Regions from separate parts of the Homo sapiens genome. Here region 1 is linked to region 2. A link is a loop called in an ENCODE intact Hi-C map of the cell type or tissue named here. Cell type or tissue: GM12878. All regions are shown on one strand.

The links. A loop is a pair of places that touch in the nucleus more often than their neighbours do. Peaks named below come from ENCODE experiments on the same cell type or tissue, not always from the same donor. Only the 100,000 strongest peaks of a DNase experiment are listed, where the experiment ranks them.
Region 1: a loop joins it to region 2, with 2.3 times the contacts of the local background. A loop is called at or near these places in 21 of 110 quality-filtered maps.

What each region holds. Positions count from the first base shown.
Region 1 is chr19:19,471,093-19,473,592 of GRCh38, forward strand. The region is part of intron 2 of GATAD2A (GATA zinc finger domain containing 2A); the gene reads left to right. Among named protein-coding and RNA genes, the nearest start is that of MIR640, 37 kb to the left of the region's middle. RefSeq lists enhancers at 1,573-2,265, 2,266-2,500. In GM12878, no CTCF peak of the experiment used is centred here; no DNase peak of the experiment used is centred here; H3K4me3 peaks cover 475 bases; H3K27ac peaks cover 552 bases.
Region 2 is chr19:19,383,965-19,386,464 of GRCh38, forward strand. It overlaps LOC124904656 (a long non-coding RNA gene), which reads right to left and starts at 2,173. Exons shown (of 2, transcript XR_007067163.1): 1 at 1,693-2,173. It also overlaps a transcript of GATAD2A not described here. RefSeq lists silencers at 1,283-1,622, 1,963-2,102. In GM12878, a CTCF peak has its summit at 1,436; a DNase peak (open chromatin) is centred at 1,687; H3K4me3 peaks cover 1,214 bases; H3K27ac peaks cover 1,098 bases.

The DNA of each region.
Region 1 (2,500 bases), 87 kb after region 2:
TAAAAATACAGAAATTTGCCTGGTGTGGTGGCGTGCACCTGTAGTCCCAGCTACGTGGGAGGCTGAGGAGGGAGAATTGTTTGAACCTGGGAGGCAGAGGTTACAGTGAGCCGAGATCGTGCCGCTGTACTCCAGCCTGGTGACAGAACAAGACTGTCTCAAAAAAAAAAAAAAAAAAAGTGGAAGCAACCCAGTGTCCCATGGATAAAACAAACCTGCTACCTCTATATACCAGATTACTGTTCAGCTTTATAAACTACTCATGTGTGCCATAACATGGCTGAATCTCAGACTTGCCACGCTAAGGAGGATACAGCAGATGCAGGGACTACTTGTTGTATAGTTTCACTTACAGGGCATGTCCCCCCAAAAAGCAAATTTATTTGAGAGATGGAAAGTGACCAGTGGTTGACTAGGACAGGGCTGGGGGTGGGTGGGAGCAGTGATTAACAACACATGGGCACGTTTTGGGAAGATGGAAATATTTTAAAATTGTATCGTGGTGATGATTGCACAAATTTACTGAAATCATTGAATGGTACTCTTACGGTGGCTGAATTTTGCGGTATGTAAAGTATACCTCAATATGGATGTTAAAAATAAATAATTAAATGAAGGTTAAAATAGTTTGGTTTCTGTTGTGGCATCCATAAATGTGCACACAGAAAAACAAAACCCGCAGAGGTAGAAGTTGTGAGTCTGTTGGTTTTGTGAGGCCAATCCAAAGGTCGTGGGCATGTGCTGCCCCTATGCCGAGTCTGGACTGTCAGATGAGGCTGGAGCTGGCAGGCAGAGGAGGCTGCTTTTGGTTCTCTGTTTTTTGGAGTTGGTCTTGCACTGTCGGCCAGGCAAGAGTGCAGTGGTGCAGTCGTAGCTCACTGCAGCCTTGAACACCTCGGCTCAAGCCACTCAAGTAGGTGGGACCATAGATGCATGCTACTACACCTGGATGGGGTTTTTCTGTTGTTCTTTTTAAAAAATTTTTTGTAGAGATGGGGTTTATTATGTTCCCCAGACTGGTCCTGAACTCCTGATCTCAAGTGATCCTCCTGCCTCAGCCTCCCAAAGTGCTGGGATTATAGATGAGCCACGGCACCAGGCCGGTTCTTTCTGTTTTGTTTTTGTGATAAGTAGCAGATCCAGTCCTGCACTTTCCTGTAGGGGAGAGTCTCTTTCTTTCAAATGGTTGATCTTCAGAAATAACTGGCCACACCCAGATGGAAATAGCTTGATTTGTTTTCTTTTCTTTTTTTTTTTTGAGATGGAGTTTCGTTCTTGTTGCCCAGACTGGAGTGTGGTGGCGTGGTCTCAGCTCACTGCAACCTCTGCCTCTCAGGTTCAAGTGTTTCTCCTGCCTCAGCCTCCTGAGTAGCTGGGATTACAGGTACTTGCCACCACGCCCAGCTAATTTTTGTATTTTTAGTAGAGACAGGGTTTCACCATGTAGGCCAGGCTGGTCTTGAACTCCTGACCTCAGGTAATCCACCCACCTCAACCTCCGAAAGTGCTGGGATTACAAGTGTGAGCCACTGTACCCAGCCTTGATTTGTTTTTTTTTTTGGATGGAAGAGCACGTTGCTCAGTAAAAATGCGGCTCTTCTCCAGGGGTCCTGCAACTGAAAGGTAAGGACTGAGGGTCCCTCAGTCACCTTGGGCCTGCATGGGGTGAGGGAATGAGAACTCTGTGAATGGCCACACCTCACTGAGGATGTGTTTGTATGTGCCTTTTCTGAAGTGTCAACTCTTATTGGATTGTCAGTGGTCCAGGACCAGACCTGCTGTATGCCAGGTACTATGCTGATCTCTGGTAGAGAGGTAATCAAGACAGGATCTGATTTATGCAGCTATTTTTTTGGAAGACCATGTCATGAAGGAAAGCGCAGAGGTCTTGGAAAGAAGGACTTGCCATTGCCGATGTGGCTCACCGTCTCCATTTCCTTACTTCACCTGGGAGGAGACTGGGCTGTGGCTTCCGTGGTCCATGGATTGGGCAGACTTCAACACAGCCTAGGTGGATATCTGGCAAGTTGTCCCCGTTAGTGGTGTGTGGCGTTCAGGCAGCTCTTGTGTCTTGCTCTTCTCTTCCCCACCTCCCCTTGTACCATGAGTGGCTTGTCTGCTGTGGGAGGGGGCAGCACTTGGACCAAAGGCCTGCCCCATGGTCTGGACGGGGCAGGCTGGGATGTGTGTTCCTTGGCCACTTTGGGGCTCAAAGTAGCATCTGTGCTGTTAGATCTGATCTTGGCTTTAGTTTTTTTTGGCCTTCAGCTCCCTGGTCAAGCACTTGTGGCCAGTGACAGACTGTAAAACACACTGGAAATGTAGTCTGTTTACTGGGCCTGCAAAACCAGTCGCAATTGGTGACACTGGTGTCCTTGATGACAATTAGAATCATTGCCGTTGTCTTTCTTTTTAGACTTTTGCAGTCACCAAGAGGGCGGTGGGGTGACACATCTGTGTCACTTCCCTGCCCAGAGAATGCACTGGCTGATCATTTGAT
Region 2 (2,500 bases):
AGGGGACCCCTTCCTCCCACACTCAGATGCTGCTTAGAAAAGCACATGGAGCACAACTCCCTCGCATTTTTCTTTTTCTTTCTTTCTTTTTGAGACGGAGTCTCACTGTCATCCAGGCTGGAGTGCAGTGGTGGATCTCGGCGCACTGCAACCTGCCTCCCAGGTTCAAGCGGTTCTCCTGCCTCAGCCTCCCGAGTAGCTGGGACTATAGGCGCCCACTACCACGCCCGGCTAATTTTTGTATTTTTAGTAAAGACAGGGTTTCACCATCTTGGCCAGACTGGTCTCGAACTCCTGACCTCAGGTGATCCGCCCACCTCGGCTTCCCAAAGTGCTGGGATACAAGCGTGAGCCACCGCGCCCGATAACTTTCTTTTTTCTTTTTTTTGAGACAGGGTCTCGCTCTGTCGCCCAGGCTGGAGTGCAGTGGCACGATCTTGGCTCACTGCAGCCTCGACCTCTCGGTTCAAACGATCCTCCCACCTCAGCCTCCGGAGTAGCTGGGACTACAGGTGTGCGCCACCACCCCTGCTGATTTTTTCATTTTGATTTTAATTTTTGTAGAGACAGGATTTTGCCATGTTGCCCAGGCTGGTCTGAAACTCCTGGGCTCAATCGACCCTCCAGTCTCAACCTTCCAAAGTGCTGGGATTCCAGGCGTGAGCCACCGCGCCCGGTCGCATTTCCTTAGTAAAGGGGTGAGGGGCGCCCATCTCCTGCCATCCTTCTCTGGAGAGAGGCGAGGTGCTTGAAGTCCCAAATTCCTCGTGTAGTGAGAAAACAGGGGAGGCAGAAAATCCCCAAGATATCTTCAGAAACGAAGGTGGAGGGGGGCGCGCAGCCCTCACTTTCCTCAGATAAAGGAGGGACAGGGAGAGCGGCCCCCAAGAGTGCTTAGAAAAGGAGTGTATGTGCCCCAAATATTCCTCGGAAAAGGCGGTGGACCCTGGATTCTCCAAATGCTCCTTAGGGATCCCGAACTCCCATGTTTTCTTAGGAAACAGAGCTGGGGTCCCGAATCTACAACATAATCGTGATCCCGGCAATTGTCCTCAGAAAACCGGGCAGGGCAAGAAACCCCCAAACTCTCTCAGAAGAGGGGTCGGGGCAAGATTTCCGAAGATCCTCCTCAGAACGGGGGCCAGGGAAAAGAATCCCGAAGCAGAGTCTTCTCAGAACCGGGGCGCGCGCCAGAATCTCCAAGATTCTCCTGGATAGAGAGGGTCGAAGCCACAAGACGAGGCAGAAAGAGCGCGCGGCCACCGGAGCCCCTTAGAAACACTGCCAGGCCACGAAGCGCCCGGGCTCCTCAGAGGCGCCGCTCGCAGCCCGTCGTAGCTGCCCCACGCCCGCCTGGCCAAGGCCGCCTCCGGTGCATTATGGGTGGGGAGCCCCTGCAGAGCACTGCGGGGAACCCCCTGCCCAGCCAGTTGCCGGCCGCCGGGTGGCCCAGGCGATCCGCCCTCCGGGGTCCCAGGGAGCCGGCCACGAATTGACTCGTCCCCCTAGGCCCCGCCCCTCGCGGGGTTCCCGCCCCGAAGTTTAAGTCCCGCCCCCGCATGGCCTTGAGTGGCTCTGCGGCCCGCTCCCATCTACCATTGGCAGGATGCCTGTCAGTCATTCCGTCCCGCCTCCTCGGACCCGCCCCGGCCGGCGGCGCGATCCCGAGAACCAGCCGGCCCGCGCACTCACTGGTCGTCATGCGCTGTCTGTCATGAAGCTGGCCACACCTTCCATGGGGTGCGGGTCCTGGGAGTCCTGGCTGGACCTCATTGGCTTGTGGCGCCTTCACTCGGAGAGACGCGCCTCAACCCGGAAGTGTGCGAGGCGAAATCTGCCTAGCAACCGGGGAAGCCGGGCTGTGAAGCGGGCAATTTCAGTGTGAGACTGAGCCGCGAGACTGAGCTGCGGCTCCGAGCGCTGCGCGGCGGCTCCTCCCGCCCAGGGTCAGCGCCCCGGCGCGCGCACGCGCACCCCCGCCGCCCGAGCGCGCCCCGCGCCGCCCGCGCAGTCGGTCGGTCGGTCGTCTGTCCTGTCGCCGCTGCCGCCGCCGCCACAGCGGCCGCCGCGGGCGCCACCTGAGGGAGTCGCCTCCGCGGGACGCCACAAGACCTGACCGGACTGCGCCGCCCGAGGCCGTCGGCCGCCGTCAGCGAGGGCGCCGAGCAACTTCGGTGAGTAAGGGGCAGGCGCCGCTGGCGGGTCCCCGGTTTCCGGTGCCCCAGGCTCTCTGGGGCTTCCGCTTCTCCCGCACTACCTTGGCCGAGTTTACTCCCTTCTCCACAGCACTTCCCCCTCAGGGGAGCCCCTGCTCTGGGCCCCCCCGCCTCTCCAGGGGACCCCCGCCTCTCTAGGAGACCCCGTCTCTCTTAGGGACCCTCGCCTCTCTTGGGGACACACCCGCCTCTCTAGGGGCCTCCCTCCTCTCCAGGAGACCCTTGCCTCTCTAGGGGACCCCGTCTCTCTTGGGGACCCCGTCTCTCCAGGCAGGGGATCCCAT